2 separate regions of the Homo sapiens genome follow, and region 2 is linked to region 1. The links are chromatin loops, found by intact Hi-C in ENCODE. Cell type or tissue: CD14-positive monocyte. All regions are shown on one strand.

Evidence for each region. Hi-C counts contacts between places; a loop is a spot of excess contacts. Peaks named below come from ENCODE experiments on the same cell type or tissue, not always from the same donor. Only the 100,000 strongest peaks of a DNase experiment are listed, where the experiment ranks them.
Region 2: a loop joins it to region 1, with 3 times the contacts of the local background. A loop is called at or near these places in 7 of 110 quality-filtered maps.

The regions. Positions count from the first base shown.
Region 1 is chr19:54,658,201-54,666,200 of GRCh38, forward strand. LILRB4 (leukocyte immunoglobulin like receptor B4) reads left to right here and starts at 4,785. Exons shown (of 12, transcript NM_001278426.4): 1 at 4,785-4,867; 2 at 5,332-5,367; 3 at 5,554-5,838; 4 at 5,986-6,285; 5 at 6,599-6,649; 6 at 6,930-6,980; 7 at 7,615-7,731. The coding sequence starts at 4,834. In CD14-positive monocyte, no CTCF peak of the experiment used is centred here; DNase peaks (open chromatin) are centred at 2,311, 2,991, 4,081, 4,731 and 1 weaker place; H3K4me3 peaks cover 4,671 bases; H3K27ac peaks cover 5,127 bases.
Region 2 is chr19:54,896,737-54,904,736 of GRCh38, forward strand. It overlaps a transcript of NCR1 not described here. Among named protein-coding and RNA genes, the nearest start is that of NCR1, 5.4 kb to the right of the region's middle. In CD14-positive monocyte, no CTCF peak of the experiment used is centred here; DNase peaks (open chromatin) are centred at 4,535 and 5,555; H3K27ac peaks cover 1,061 bases.

The DNA.
Region 1 (8,000 bases):
TATTCAGATGCTTTGCATACTTGTTAATGGAATTATCTGGGGATTTTTTGTTGAGGTGTGTTTCTTCTAGGCCTAATTTGTTGATAGTTTTAATGATGAAGGGATGTTGAATTTTGTCAAATGTTTTTTTAACATCTATTGTGATGATCATATAATTTTTTTTTTTTTTTTTAGACAGAGGGTCTCTCCTTCACCCAGGCAGGAGTGCAGTGGCGCGATCTTGGCTCACTGCAACTTCCACCTCCTGGGTTCAAGAGATTCTCCTGTCTCAGCCTCCCGAGTAGCTGGACTACCGGTGCACACCACCACACCCAGTTAATATTTTGCATTTTTGAGAGAGATGGGGTTTCATCATGTTGGCCAGGCTGATCTCGATCTCCTGACCTCAAGTGATCCACCCATCTCAATCTCCCAAAGTGCTGGGATTGCAGGCATGAACCACCGCGCCTGCCCATGATTATATGTTTTTTGTTCTTCCTTCTGTTGACATGAGATATCATATCTATTGATTTGAGAATGTTGAAATATCCTCCCTTCTGGCTGCTGTGTGGACTGCGAGCTCTCCTACCCTCCATGGTCTTCCAATCCCACTGTCCCCAGGCCAACTGCTCCCAGACTATGCAGTAGTCTCATGTGCATGGAGCAGTTGCAATTGATCCTGGTGGTGACAGAGGGGTTGGTGTTTCAGGCATGGCACAGTCAGAGGAGGTCCCAAGGAGAGACCAAGAGGTAAACTTAAGTAGAGCTGCACCCCTTCCTTGGCATCTGTAGAACCCTGGATAAAATCAAATACGCCAACCCAAATGCCCATCAATGATAGACTGGATAAAGAAAATGTGGCACATATACACCATGGAATACTATGCAGCCACAAAAAAGGATGAGTTCATGTCCTTTGCAGGGACACAGATGAAGCTGAAAACCATCATTCTCTGCAAACTAACACGAGAACAGAAAACCAAACATCACGTGTCCTCACTCATAGGTGGGAGTTGAGCAATGAGAACACATGGACACGAAGAGGGGAAAATCACACACCGGCACCTGTCACGGGCTGGGGGGCTGGGGGAGGGATAGCATTAGAAGAAATACCTAATATAGACAACAGGTTGATGGGTGCAGCAAAATACCATGGCACGTGTATACCTATGTAACAAACCTGCACGTTCTGCACATGTATCCCAGAACTTGAAGTATAATAATAAAAAAAAAGAAAACGAAACAATGAAACATGGGTTCTTATGAATCACAGAACACCCGTGACCCCAAGTTAAGATGGAAATTTATGATTCATTCCAACTAGGTCCTGTTTTCAGTATCTCACAAAAGCTTGACTCTAGAGTGAAATATACTTGGAAATGAATGAACGACTCTTGTGGTCTTTTTACTTCTTGTAAGGCTTTAGGATCCACCCGTTTGAATACCTATGACCAGGACCTCCTGCAATGCTTCTCTCTCCACCTCCAGGCATCCCTTCATTCAGATAATACCAATTCATCATCACCATCTGACCTCTCCTTCAGCTTCTTCACCACCCTCCATCTCAATTGCTTTCTGTTTTTCTTCTTTATTTTTTGAACTTCAACTTTTATTTTAGATACGAGGATACATGCTCAGGTTTGCTACATGGAACTATTGCACCCAGGTGGTGAGTGCAGGACCCAGTGGGTATTTCTTTTATCCTGTCCTATTGCGTTAAATCTTTCCTTCCCGGGACTGGTCCTATCTCTAAACTTTTTGCGTAGTGATTTTATCAACTTAATTTTTGCTAGGATGCTAGATTTTCTAGGAGGGGAGGTAATTTGAAATGAAGTCTGGGTTACTGTGAATCCAGTATATCTGCTTTGCTCGCCTTTATCTCTTGTGTCCTGGGATGGCCACAGGTTGACATGTTTAAATGTTTCTTAAGTGAGGATGGATAAGATTTACTGAGTGGTGAGTGCACGAATACAAAAGCAAAATGAGGCCGGGCGCGGTGGCTCACGCCTGTAATCCCAGCACTTTGGGAGGCCAAGGCGGGCAGATCACCTGAGGTCAGGAGTTCGAAACCAGCCTGGCCAACATGGTGAAACCCCATCTCTACTAAAAATACAAAAGTTAGCCGGGTGTGGTGGCAGCTGCCTGTAATCTCAGCTCTCAGCTACTCGGGAGGCTGAGTTAGGAGAATTGTTTGAACCCAGGAGGCCGAGGTTGCAGTAAGCCAAGATTGCACCACTGCACTCCAGCCTGGATGACAGAGTGTCACCCTGTCACAAAAAAAAAAAAAAAAAAGAAGCAAAATACAAGAAGTCCAGGACTGGTAAAGGCAAGGCATGTTGAGCGGTTAGAAAAGGGGTGATGACATCGAAAAACCTCCTGGCATTTCCCAGTCCTTGCCTAGCACAGGTTACTCTGAAAGCAGGACTTAAGACAAGGATATGAGCGCAGGTAACTGATTTGGGAACCAAGTTTAAGGGAATAGGGTTCCCTTATGAAAGAGAGAAGGAGAGGAATTCCTGAAATCAGCATGCATTGCGGACACCACTACAGCAGGTAATATGGACAGGTCCACACCAGGATCTCTGATAATGTGCAGACCATCATCCAGAACTTCCCGCCAAAACAGGAGATACTCGCCAATATGTGTATGGCTTTCTAGCCCCCATTTCTGGGAGTTTCTTTTTCCCCAGCCACTGTCAGACGCATCAAGCTTTGGCTGAAATAGCTTCCAATAAGGTCCTTACACACAAATGTGGAGAGACACATGGAAATCCTCGAAATGAGATACTGTCCCGTGATTCTGAGAGTGACCCAAAAGGATACGGAATGAGGTACTAAAAGCAGGTGCTTGGAAACCTGAGGGCAGTGGTGTTCATGCGTTTCCCGGCACTTTGACTTTCAGCCTCCTGCAAGCCTCTCCTTCTTTGCCTTCCTGACCGTTAGATACAATTAATTTGGGGTTTGTTTTTTCTGCTTCCTCTTTCCCCTCCCACCCTATGTTTCAGTTCTAAAGTTAGAAGGTCCTCTCATCCTTTTAAGAAGAACAGAGACAGAAAATGGTTAGTCACCATCTAGGACAGACTACAATTCCAGATCATTGCAGGACGTGCCCACTCAAATGGATGATTATTGAGAGCTGGCCACCTGAAGTGTTTTACACAGGCAGTGATCTAAGGGTTGAAGCTATCTGGCCTTTTTGCTTGCTTGTTATGTATTTATGGCTTTTTTCCTTTTCAAAATAATTTTACTAAATATTTAATTCACCAACTATATATATTTATGGGGTACAATGTGTTATAAATGTATACACTGTGGAATGATGGAATCAAGACAGTTAACATGTCCATCACTCCGCATACTAACATCTGTGAAAACATTTAAAATCTATGCTTGGCTGGGCGTGGTGGCTCATGCCTGTAACCCCAGCAACTTTGAGAGGCTGAGATGGGCGGATCACCAGAGGTCAGGAGTTCGAGACCGGCCTGGCCAACATGGTGAAACCCCATCTCTATTAAAAATACAAAAATTAGCTGTGAGTGGTGGCGGGTGCCTGTAATCCCAGCTACACAGGAGGCTAAAGCAGGAGAGTCTCCTGAACCCAGGAGGCGGAGGTTGCAGTGAGCTGAGATCACACCACAGCACTCTAGCCTGGGCGACAGAGTGAGACTGCATCTCAGAAAAGAAAAAATATATATATATATTTTGGAGCTACATCGTGCTAGCGCTGCAGAGAATGAGTTTTGTTTTGCGACACAGTTTTTAGATGTCTACCGGGCTCTGGTGGAGATGGAATGTTTGGCCTCAAGTGGGCAGGTCCCATGGGACATGAGTAGCCGACCATGACCTGGCTGCGTACTGGCCCACCAAGCATTCGACTGGCGTGCCCAGCCACTCTCCGTCATCGCAGAGAAGTGCTCTATGTGAGATTTGGTTAAAGGAGTCCCTGAAGGCCTGTGGGAGGCAGAATAGTGACCTCCCAGAGATGTCCACCTCCTGAGGCCCAGACCCTGTGAGTTGGGGAAGCTTATGTGGCAAAAGGGACTTTGCAGATGTGATTAAGTCAAGGATCTTGGGTTGGGGAGATTACCCAGGTGGGCCTGATGTAATCACAAGGGGCTGAGTAAGTGAAAGAGGAAGACAGGAGGGTCAGAGTGAGAGAAGGAGGTGAGTGCATGGAAGCAGGGGGCAGATAACGGGACTGGTGGCTTTGAGGTTGGAGGGAATGGAGAGGCAGGAATGCGGGAGCCTGCAGAGGCTTGAACAGGCGAGGGAACAGATTCTCCTTGGAGCCTCCAGGAGGACACGGCTCTGATAGCAGCTTCATTTTAGCCCAGGGAGACCCATTTTGGACTTGTGACCTCCGGGACGGTAAGTCAATAAACCTACATTATGTGAAGCCACTAAGCTTGTGGTGATTTGTTATGGCAGCAAAAGGAAGCTTTATGGTTCATCTGTACCCTGAAAATGCAGGTTTTTGGTTTTTTTTTTTTTTCACTTGTTCAATGATGTACCCCCAGTGTCAGGCGCTTTGCAAACACACGATACATACGGGTTGATGTTTGGTCAAGAGAGGAATTAAGACCAGGCAGACAGCAGGCTGGGATCAGAGAGACCCCATTTCTGTCTGAAATGTCTGCAGAGAACCTGGTGCCTGCCTCAGCCCTAGCTCTGGGGAAATGAAAGCCAGGCTGGGGTTCAAATGAGGGCAGTTTCCCTTCCTGTGGGCTGCTGATGGAACAACCCCATGACGAGAAGGACCCAGCCTCCAAGCGGCCACACCCTGTGTGTCTCTTTGTCCTGCCGGCACTGAGGACTCATCCATCTGCACAGCTGGGGCCCCTGGGAGGAGACGCCATGATCCCCACCTTCACGGCTCTGCTCTGCCTCGGTGAGATTTAAAGAGGGGGAGGGGAGACCCGAGTCTTGGAGGAAATTTGCCTCACAGCCAGGCCCTGGTTCTTTAGGAGACTCAAAAATCTCAGGGTAGCCGGGCGCGGTGGCTCACGCCTGTAATCCCAGCACTTTGGGAGGCCGAGGCGGGCGGATCACGAGGTCAGGAGATCGAGACCATCCTGGCTAACACGGTGAAACCCTGTCTCTACTAAAAATACAAAAAATTAGCCGGGGGTGGTTGCAGGCGCCTGTGGTCCCAGCCACTCGGGAGGCTGAGGCAGGAGAATGGCGTGAACCCGGGAGGCGGAGCTTGCAGTGAGCCAAGATCGCACCACCGCACTCCAGCCTGGGTGACAGCGAGACTCCGTCTCAAAAAAAAAAAAAAAAAAAAATCTCAGGGTAAAGAGAGGACCTGCTCAGGCTTCCGGGGCAAATCCCTCACAGGGAACTCTCTTCCAGGGCTGAGTCTGGGCCCCAGGACCCACATGCAGGCAGGTGAGTCTGTCCCCAGCTGTCCCAGGTCCCTCCTCCTCACTGGGACAAGGGGCCACCCATGGGCAGCTGGGGGAGGAGACAGCAGTTCTGGGTGACTGATGAGGATGACGGGGGGGTCCTGGGGCTGAGAGCTGGGATCTGAGGGCTGAGGAAGGTCTTGGGATCCAGCCTCTGATTTTCTTCCAGGGCCCCTCCCCAAACCCACCCTCTGGGCTGAGCCAGGCTCTGTGATCAGCTGGGGGAACTCTGTGACCATCTGGTGTCAGGGGACCCTGGAGGCTCGGGAGTACCGTCTGGATAAAGAGGAAAGCCCAGCACCCTGGGACAGACAGAACCCACTGGAGCCCAAGAACAAGGCCAGATTCTCCATCCCATCCATGACAGAGGACTATGCAGGGAGATACCGCTGTTACTATCGCAGCCCTGTAGGCTGGTCACAGCCCAGTGACCCCCTGGAGCTGGTGATGACAGGTGAGAGGACACTCAGGGGTCCCAGCCCCAGGCTCTGCCCTCAGGAAGGGGGTCAGCTCTCAGGGGCATCTCCCTCTCACAGCCCAGCCCTGGGGATGATGTGGGAGGTGGGAGCCCCATTTAACACGGTGCCTCCTTCTCTCCTAGGAGCCTACAGTAAACCCACCCTTTCAGCCCTGCCGAGTCCTCTTGTGACCTCAGGAAAGAGCGTGACCCTGCTGTGTCAGTCACGGAGCCCAATGGACACTTTTCTTCTGATCAAGGAGCGGGCAGCCCATCCCCTACTGCATCTGAGATCAGAGCACGGAGCTCAGCAGCACCAGGCTGAATTCCCCATGAGTCCTGTGACCTCAGTGCACGGGGGGACCTACAGGTGCTTCAGCTCACACGGCTTCTCCCACTACCTGCTGTCACACCCCAGTGACCCCCTGGAGCTCATAGTCTCAGGTGAGGCTCCTGACCCTGTCCTCTCTGAGCTCAGTGGCTCCGTTCATGCCCTGCTGCCAGGAGAGCTCTGGGCAGGGATGGAGGGAGAGGGGCTCAGCCAGTGGGGGACTCAGCCCTCAGAGGGGAGGAGGACAACAGGGGCCCTCCCAGGCATGCCCATGCTCTTCTCCCTCACCTAGGGTCCAGAAGGTGCCAGGTGGACAGAGAAATGGTCCTTGGGAAGCTGCAGGGCAGATATAGGGAGAGGTTCAATTTGATGTGGAGACCCAAGGGCAACCCCAGACTCTCACCCTCCTCTTGTCCTTCTACCCAGGATCCTTGGAGGGTCCCAGGCCCTCACCCACAAGGTCCGTCTCAACAGCTGGTGAGTCTCAGAGGCCTCTGTCCAGAGAGTTTCCAAAGCCCGAGGCCTGTCTCAAGACATGCTCAGTGGATCTAAGTCCTCGTTCCAATTCTCAGCTGGGCTTGCTTCCACGGGTGTGGGAGTCGGGCAGCGACTTGGGAGGCACCACAGGCTCCCAAGGCCCTGAGGCTGGGCTGGTGAGGGGTGAGGGGGTCAAGGCTGAAGGAGATGTTGCGGGGAGAAGCCGAGCTGATGTGGGGAGCAGGGCAGCCCCAGCCCTCACATCCCTGTTCTAACCCAGCAGGCCCTGAGGACCAGCCCCTCATGCCTACAGGGTCAGTCCCCCACAGTGGTGAGTGAGGGGCTCTGAGTGGGAGGTGGGCAGGGTCTAGGGGAGCCAAGGGTGGGTTCTGTCCTAGGTTAAGGCTCCTCTGGAGGTGGTGATGTGGACAGGCCCCTCCCCTGCATGGGCCTCAGTTTCTCCAAGTGTAAAGGAGAGAGGCCTGCGGGTGGGAAAGTTCCTTTCAGCTCTGACTCCCAGCTGTGCCCTCCTGGGAGAGGAGGCCTCCCAGGGAACCTCCCAGACCCGATTCCGCAGGGGCCTGTCCGGTCCCACCTGCAGCAGAGACGGTGACCTGGGGCAGGGGAGGGGAGCAGGGCGGTGGTTCAAGACAGTCAGGCTCTTTCCCTGCAACTCTGGGGCTTGGCTCTGGTGCAGGAACAAGGGCTGCAGCTCAGACTCCCGGGTTTCCTTCCCAGCTCTGCCGCTTCCTGGCTGGAGGGGTCTGGGGCAGGCGATTCCCCTCTCTGAGCCTCAGTTTGTGCATCTGTGAAATGGGTGGAGAGAGGGTGGCAATCTCAGGTTGCACAACTGCTGTGAGGGTTGGAGGTAATGAAAGAAAGACCCAGCACACACAGTAGGTGCACACACAGTAGGTGTGCACATCAATGACATCATCCCCATTCCTGATGTCATCACGCCCAAGGTCTGAGAAGGCACTGGGAGGTACTGATCGGGGTCTTGGTGGTCTCCATCCTGCTTCTCTCCCTCCTCCTCTTCCTCCTCCTCCAACACTGGCGTCAGGGAAAACACAGGACATTGGGTAAGTAGGAAATTGGGGGACCCGTGGGCTGATGGAGGGTGGGCTCAGGGCACCAGCCAAAGGGACTCCAGATAGGAGAGGTCATCTTAGAAACTCTGCTCCAGAAATTCCCAGTGAGAAAATCTAGAAAGAAGAAAATGAATGAGGGAGTAATGGAAGTGCTTTATTCTTTCGGTTTTTCTAAACTTAGAAAGTATTTAAAACATCCTTGCAAGTGTATTTTCAGGTTTCCTTTCCTCTTGACTTGCATGTGCAAGGCAGGTGGTTCT
Region 2 (8,000 bases), 240 kb after region 1:
GGGTCAGGTGTGGTATCCGGAATAATGTGGGAGGCCGGATTGAAGTATGGGCCAGTAACAATGGTAATTGTGGGAGACTCAACAAAGAGTGAGTACAGCTGAAGGAGCCGGGGAGCAGAAAGTATATGCGTCAGGTGTGAGGAAGAAAATAGATTTTTGGAAGTTATGAGAACTGTAGAGAGTGAGTTGAGCATAGTTTGTGATTTTGAGGGCCTCTAAAACTATTAAAGCAGCGGCAGCCGCTGCTCACAGACGTGAGGGCTAGGCTAAAACAGTAAGATCAAGTTGTTTGGACAGAAAGGCTACAGGGTGCGGTCCTGGCTCTTGTGTAAGAGTTCTGACCACGCTAACCATGCCTAGGAAGGAAAGGAGTTGTTGTTTTGTAGAAGGTGCTGGGGTTTGAGAGATCACTAGGACACGATTGGCAGGGAGAGCACGTGTGTTTTTATGAGAATTATGCCGAGATAGGTAACAGAGGAGGAAGAAATTTGGGCTTGACTGAAGTAATGGGGGCTGTCTGTGAAGCCTTGCAGCAGTACAGCCTAGGTAATTTGCTGAGCTTGATCGGTGTCAGGGTCAGTCCAAGTGAAAGCGAAGAGAGGCTGGGATGAAGGGTGCAAAGGAACAGTAAAGAAAGCATGTTTGAGATCCAGAACAGAATAATGGGTTGTAGAGGCAGGTATTGAGGATAGGAGAGTATATGGGTTTGGCACTACGGGGTGGATAGGCAAAACAATTTGGTTGATAAGGTGCAGATCCTGAACTAATGTGTAAGCCTTGTCTGGTTTTAGGACAGGTAAAATGGGAGAATTGTAAGGGGAGTTTATAGGCTTTAAAAGGCCATGCTGTAGCAGGCTTTAATCCTTTTAAAGCATGCTGTGGGATGGGATATTGGCATTGAGCGGGGTAAGGTTGATTAGGTTTTAATGAGATGGTAAGGGGTGCATGATTGGTCACCAAGGAGGGAGTAGAGGTATCCTATACTTGTGGGTTAAGGTGGGGGGATACAAGAGGAGGACACAAAGGAGGCTTTGGATTGGGAAGAAGGGCAGCAATGAGATATAGCTGTAGTCCAGGAATAGTCAGGGAAGCAGATAATTTAGTTAAAGTGTCTCAGCCTAATAAGGGAACTGGGCAGGTGGGGATAACTAAAAAGGAGTGCTTGAAAGAGTATTGTCTAAGTTGGCACCAGAGTTGGGGAGTTTTAAGAGGTTTAGAAGCCTAGCTGTCAATACCTACAACAGTTATGGAGGCAAGAGAAACAGGCCCTTGAAAAGAAGGTAATGTGGAGTGGGTAGCCTCCATATTGATTAAGAAGGGGACGGGCTTACCTTCCACTGTGAGAGTTACCTAGACTGTCTGTGATGGTCCTGTAGGCTTCCGAGGCGATCGGGATCGGGCAGTGTCAGTCTTCAGCTGCTAAGCCGAGAAGATCTGGGAAGGAGTCAGAGAGCCTTGGGCCAGAGTTCTAGCTGCTCTGGGAGTGGCTGCCAGGTGAGTTGAACAGTCCGATTTTCAGTGGGGTCCCGCACAGATGGGATGCGGCTTAGGAGGAATCCCAGGCTGTGGACATTCCTTGGCCCAGTGGCCAGATTTCCAGTACTTGTAGCAAGCTCCTGGGGGAAGAGGTTCTGGAGGAACCCCTGGCAGCTGCGGTTCAGGCGTTTGGAGTTCTCGTGTGCTGGAGATGTGGCTGGGGTTTGTCTCATCTGGATACTGGAGTGGAGGCAAGGAATTGCAACTCAGAAATATGTTGCTATTTGGCTGCCTCTACTCTATTACTGTACACCTTGAAGGCGAGGTTAATTAAGTCTTGTTGTGGGGTTTGAGGGACAGAATTTAATTTTTGGAGCTTTATTTAATGTTGGGAGCAGATTTGGTAATAAAATGTATATTGAGAATAAGACGGCCTTTTGACTTAGGGTCTAGGGCTGTAAAGCGTCTCAGGGTTGCTGCCAAATGAGCCATGAACTGGGCTGTGTTTTTAAATTTGATGAAAAAGAGCCTAAACACTATCTGATTTGGGAGAGGTCAGATAAAGAAAAAGGAGCATTAACCTTGACTATGCCTTTAGCTTCAGCCACCTTTTTAAGAGGAAATTGCTGGGCAGTTGGGGGAGGGCTAGTCATGGAATGGAACTGTAAGCTGGACCGGGTGTGAGGAGGGGAGGTGATAAAAGGATTATAGGGTGGAGGAGCGGAGGCTGAGGAAGAATTGGGACCCAGCTCGGCCTGGCGAGGAGGGGAGATGTCAGATGGGTCTGTAGAAAAGGAAGATTAGAAAGACTCAGCGATGCTTGGGGTTGGGACTGACGGGACAGGCGGGAGGGAAAGAAGGAAGATTTGGGACGAGTTGCACTGGGCATAGAGACTAGGGAGGGACCGATGTGTAAAAGAATGCCTGGATGTCAGGCACCTCAGACCGTTTGCCCATTTTACAACAAGAATTATTTAGATCTTGTAGGATGGAAAAATTGAAAGTGCCGTTTTCTGGCTATTTGGAACCACTGTCAAGTTTGTATTGGGGTCAAGCAGCATTGCAGAAGAAAATAAGGCATTTAGGTTTTAGGTCAGGTGTGAGTTGAAGAGGTTTTAGGTTTTTAAGAACACAGGCTAAGGGAGAAGAAGGAGGAATGGAGGGTGGAAGGTTGCCCATACTGAAGGAGGCAAGCACAGAGAAAAGAGAGAGTAGAGACATGGAGGGAAGGGGTTCAGGGGTTCTTACCTTCCAGAAAAGCGGGAAAGGGGTCAGGGCACAGAAGTAAGGGATTGGGGTGCAGAGACAAGAGGTCGGGGTGTGGAAATAAGGGATCGGGGTGCAGAGATAAGACGTCAGGGCACAGAAATAAGGGATCGGGGGATTCTTGCCCCCTAGAAAAGCGGTACTTGCCACTAAGGGTGAAGGAGAAGGGGTTGGGGGGTTCTTGCCCCCCCAGAAAAGCAGAGAAGGGGTAGAGACACAGAGAAGGAGTTGGGGGTTCTTGCCCCCCCAGAAAAGCAGTACTTGCCACTAAGGGTGAAGGACCAAGGCAGGCATCCCCATGTGGTCAGACACCTCTGAAACGTGGGTGAATAATCAGAGAGGTGTCCCCGCGTGATTAAACACCAAGGGAAGGCTGCCTTCCCGAGTCCATGACCGGCGCTGGAGTTTTGGGTCCACGAATAAAGCGCGTCTCCTGTCTCTACCAGAAAAGGAAAGGAACTGAAATTAAGAGAAGGGAGAGATTGAAGAGTGGAAAGGAGAAAGTGGTTGAGGGATAGTGAGAGAGGTTGGAGAAGAGAGTAAAAAGAGGCTGCTTACTGGATTTAAAATTGGTGAGATGTTCCTTGGGCTGGTTGGTCTGAGGACGAGAGGTCGTAGGTGGATCTTTCTCATGGAGCAAAGAGCAGGAGGACAGGGGATTGATCTCCTAAGGAAGATCCCCTGATTCGAGTTATGGCACCAAATTTCACTCACGTCCGTGTGAAGAGACCACCAAACAGGATTTGTGTGAGCAACAAGGCTGTTTATTTCACCTGGGTGCAGGCGGGCTGAGTCCAGAAAGAGAGTCAGCAAAGGGAGATAGGAGTGCGGCCGTTTTATAGGATTTGGGTAGGTAAAGGAAAATTACAGTCAAAAGGGGGTTGTTCTCTGGCGGGCAGGAGTGGGGTTCACAAGGTGCTCAGTAGGGGAGCTTTTGAGCCGGGATGAGCCAGGAGAAGGAATTTCATAAGATAATGTCATCACTTAAGGCAAGAACAGGCCATTTTCATTTCTTTCGTGGTGGAATGTCATCAGTTAAGGCAGGAACCGGCCATCTGGATGTGTACATACAGGCCACAGGGGGATATGATGGCTTAGCTTGGGCTCAGAGGCCTGACAGTCTGGATCACCTGACCTGGTGATCCGCACACCTCGGCCTCCCAAAGTGCTGGGATTACAGGCATGACCCACTGCACCTGGCCTTAGAAAACTTCTTAAATATTAAAATGTATGTTATGTGTATTTTGCCACAATTTTTGAAAAGTACCTTCTGGTGTTTAGAGACAGAAGATGAGTGGTTGCCTAGGGCCGGGAGAGTGAGGGGATCGTGGTGATGGGCAGCTGGTCGGCATGGGGTTCTGAAGGGCAGTGATGACAACATTCTAAAATTAGACTGTGTTGACGGTTGCACCAACTCCGTGAATACCACAAAATTTAAACCATTGAATTATGCACTTTTAATGGGTAATTGTATGGCATGTAAATTATATCTCAATAAAGTTATATTTTTAAATACCAAAAAAAGGCCGGGTGCGGTGGCTCACGCCTGTAATCCCAGCACTTTGGGAGGCCGAGAAGGGCGGATCACGAGGTCAGGAGATGGAGACCATCCTGGCTAACATGGTGAAACCCCATCTCTACTTTGAAAAAAAAAAAAAAAGATTACCCGGACGTGGTGGTGGGCACCTGTAGTCCTAGCTACTCAGGAGGCTGAGGCAGGAGAATGGCATAAACTCGGGAGGCAGAGCTTGCAGTGAGTCGAGATTGCGCCACTCAGGAGGCTGAGGCAAGAGAATGGCATAAACCCCGGAGGCAGAGCTTGCAGAGAGCCGAGATTGCGCCACTGCACTCCAGCATGGGTGACAGAGCGAGAGTCCATCTCAAAAAAAAAAAAAAAAAAAAAAAAGATTAGTAATATCCTCTGTGTCACTTACCACTTAAGTGATTGAATCACGACTTGAAATTCATCATCTCAAACATGGCTTAGAGTCTGTAGAGGGGGGACAGTCCCAGGAATGCTGGTGTGGGCTTAAGGCTGAATTAAATAGATCCAGATGGCTCACACCTGTAATCCCAATACCTTGGGAGGCCGAGGCAGGTGGGAGGCTGAGGCAGGCGGATCACTGGAGCTCCTGGAGCGAAGAAAGGATGCTAGTGGAAAAACTGGTGAAATCAGAATAAAGTCTATAGTTTTATTTTTTAAAGGAGGCTGGGCGTGGTGGCTCATGCCTCTAATCCCAGCACTTTGGGAGGCTGAGGCAGGTGGATCAGTTGAGTTCAGGAGTTCAAAACCAGCCTGGCCAACTTGACGAAACCCCATCTCTACTAGAAATACAAAAATTAGCTGGGCGTGGTTGTGGGTGCCTCTAATCCCAGCTACTCAGGAAGCTGAGGCAAGAGAATTGCTTGAACCCAGGAGGCGGAGGTTGCAGTGAGCTGAGATCACACCATTGCACTCCAGCCTGGGCTACAGAGCAAGATTCCATCTCCAAATAAGAGAGACATGACAATTAAATAAATTGTGTAATCTTGGATTAAATCCTAAACCAAATATATGTCACTGGTAAAACAAGTGGTGAAATTTGAATAAAGTGGATAGATCAGACAATAGTGTCATATCAGTGCTATTTCTTGACCTTGAACATTAATAACAGAATGTCCTTGGTTTTGGGAAATATAACCTGAAGTGATTAGAGGTTTAGGGCATCATATGCAAATTAGACACACTTTCTTCGGGGAGAGAGGGAGAGGGAGAGAGGCTGAATGATGAAGCAAATGTGGTAAAATGCTAACTTTGGGGAAATCTGGATGAAGAAATTACAGATTTTTTTTTTTTTTATAGACAGGGTAACACTCTGTCACCCAGGCTAGAGTGCAGTGGCACGATCATGGCTCACTGCAGCTTCTACCTCCCTGGGCTCAGATGACCCTCTCACCTCAGCCTCCCAAGTAGCTGGGACTATAGGCGCACAGCACCACACCTGGCTAATTTTTGCATTTTTTTTTCCCCCAGGCTCGTCTCAAGCAATCCACCCACCTCGGCCTCCCAAAGTGCTGGGATTACAGGTGTGAGCCACTGCACCTGGCCAGAAATTCTTTAAACTATTTTTGCAAGTCTGGAATTATGTCAAAATTAAAAGCTCAAAATAATAAAAGACAATATTCTTATATTTCTTTGGTGAAGGTAACTATGTTATGGCTGAGAGGGTGGCTGAGGTCTGAGGATCCAGCCTACATAAGTCTCCTCCATAGAGGGCATCCAAGCGCTCCGTAGGGGGAAGGATAAAGAAAACACCCAGAGTTATGACAGCTGTGTAAGGGGAAACGCCAGCACCGAGTACTGAATCTTCAGTAAATAAGAAGGAGGCGGGCTGGGTGTGGTGGCTCACGCCTGTAATCCCAGCACTTTGGGAGGCTAAAGTGGGCTGATCACTTGAGGTCAAGAGTTCGAGACTAGCCTGGCCAACATGGGGAAACCCTGTCTCTACTAAAAATACAAAAATTAGTCGAGTGTGGTGGCACACGCCTGTAATCCCAGCTACTTGGGAGGCTAGAACAGGAGAATTGCTTGAACCCAGGAGGTGAAGGTTGCAGTGAGCTGAGATTGCACCACTGCACCCCAGCTTGAGGGACAGAGTGAGATTCCGTCTTAAAGAGAAAAAAAAAAGAATTAGCACATTTGTTTGCCTCAAGAAGATACAACTAGTCTTGTACAGTAGTCACATGTATCCACCAGGATATATTCCAAGGCCCCAGTGGATGCTGAAAACTACATAGTACCTTACATGTATATATATATGTATATACATATATACACATATACGTATATGTATACATACATGTATATATACATGTATGTATATACATATATGCATATATACATACATGTATATATACATGTATGTATATACATATATGTATATGTATGTATACACGCATACATGTATGTATACACGCATACATGTATGTATATACATATATGTATGTATACACGGATACATGTATGTATATACATATATGTATGTATACACGCATACATGTGTGTATACATATATATGCATGTATGCATGTGTGTATATATACATATATGTGTATATATACGCATATACATGTATGTGTATATATGCATGTGTATATATACATGTACGGTACTATGCAGTATATATACACATATATGTATATATGTATACATATATGTATAAATGTATATATGTGTATATATATAAAAGGTATATATGTATATATGTGTGTATATATAAAATGCATGAATTTCTTTTTTCTTACTGTAGATCTTAACAACTTCTGCATAGAATTTTTTTTTATTAAGTGGAGAGTTAGTTACTTACTTAAAAGAAATGTTTCTTGGCTGGGTGTGGTGGCTCACACCTGTAATCCCAGCACTTTGAGAGGCCGAGGCAGGAAGATTCACTTGAGGTGAGGAGTTGGAGACCATCCTGGCCAACGTGGTAAAAACCGGTCTCTACTAAAAGTACAAAAATGAGCTGGGCGTGGTGTTGGGTGTCTGTAGTCCCAGCTACTCAGGTGGCTGAGGCAGGAGAATTGCTTGAACCCACAAGGCAGAGGTTGCAGTGAGCTGAGATCACACCACTGCACCACAGCCTGGGCAACAGAGCAAGACTCTGTCTCAAAAAAAAAAAAAAAAAAGAAAGAAAAAGAAAAAGAAAAGAAATGTTTCTTTTCTTATTAAGTTCTTTAAATGAAAAGCTTTTCTTTTCACTTTTATTTTATTGAAACATTATAACACTATCTTTGAAGAAGATAGTGTTATCATTCCATTCTGATGAAACCAATTAACTTATCCAAGCATATGTATACTGTACACAGAGAAGCCAACGTCAAAACCCCTATTTTTATCTTTTTAGATTCAGCAGATACATGTGCAGGTTTTTTATGAGTATATTGCATGATGCTGAGGCTTGCATTAATGATCTAGTCACCAAATAGGTAGATTTTCAAGCCTTGCTCCCCTCCTTACCCAATGTTTAGCGCTCTCACTTATAAGTGAGAACATGTGGTATTTGGTTTTCTTTTCTTTTTTTTTTTTTTTTTTGAGATGGAGTTTCACTCTTGTTGCCCAGGCTGGAGTACAATGGCACCATCTCGGCTCACTGCAACCTTCACCTTCCAGGTTCAAGCAATTCTCCTGCCTCAGCCTCCCGAGTAGTTGGGACTACAGGCATGTGCCACCACACCCGGCTAATTTTGAATTTTTAGTAGAGACAGGGTTTCTGCATGTT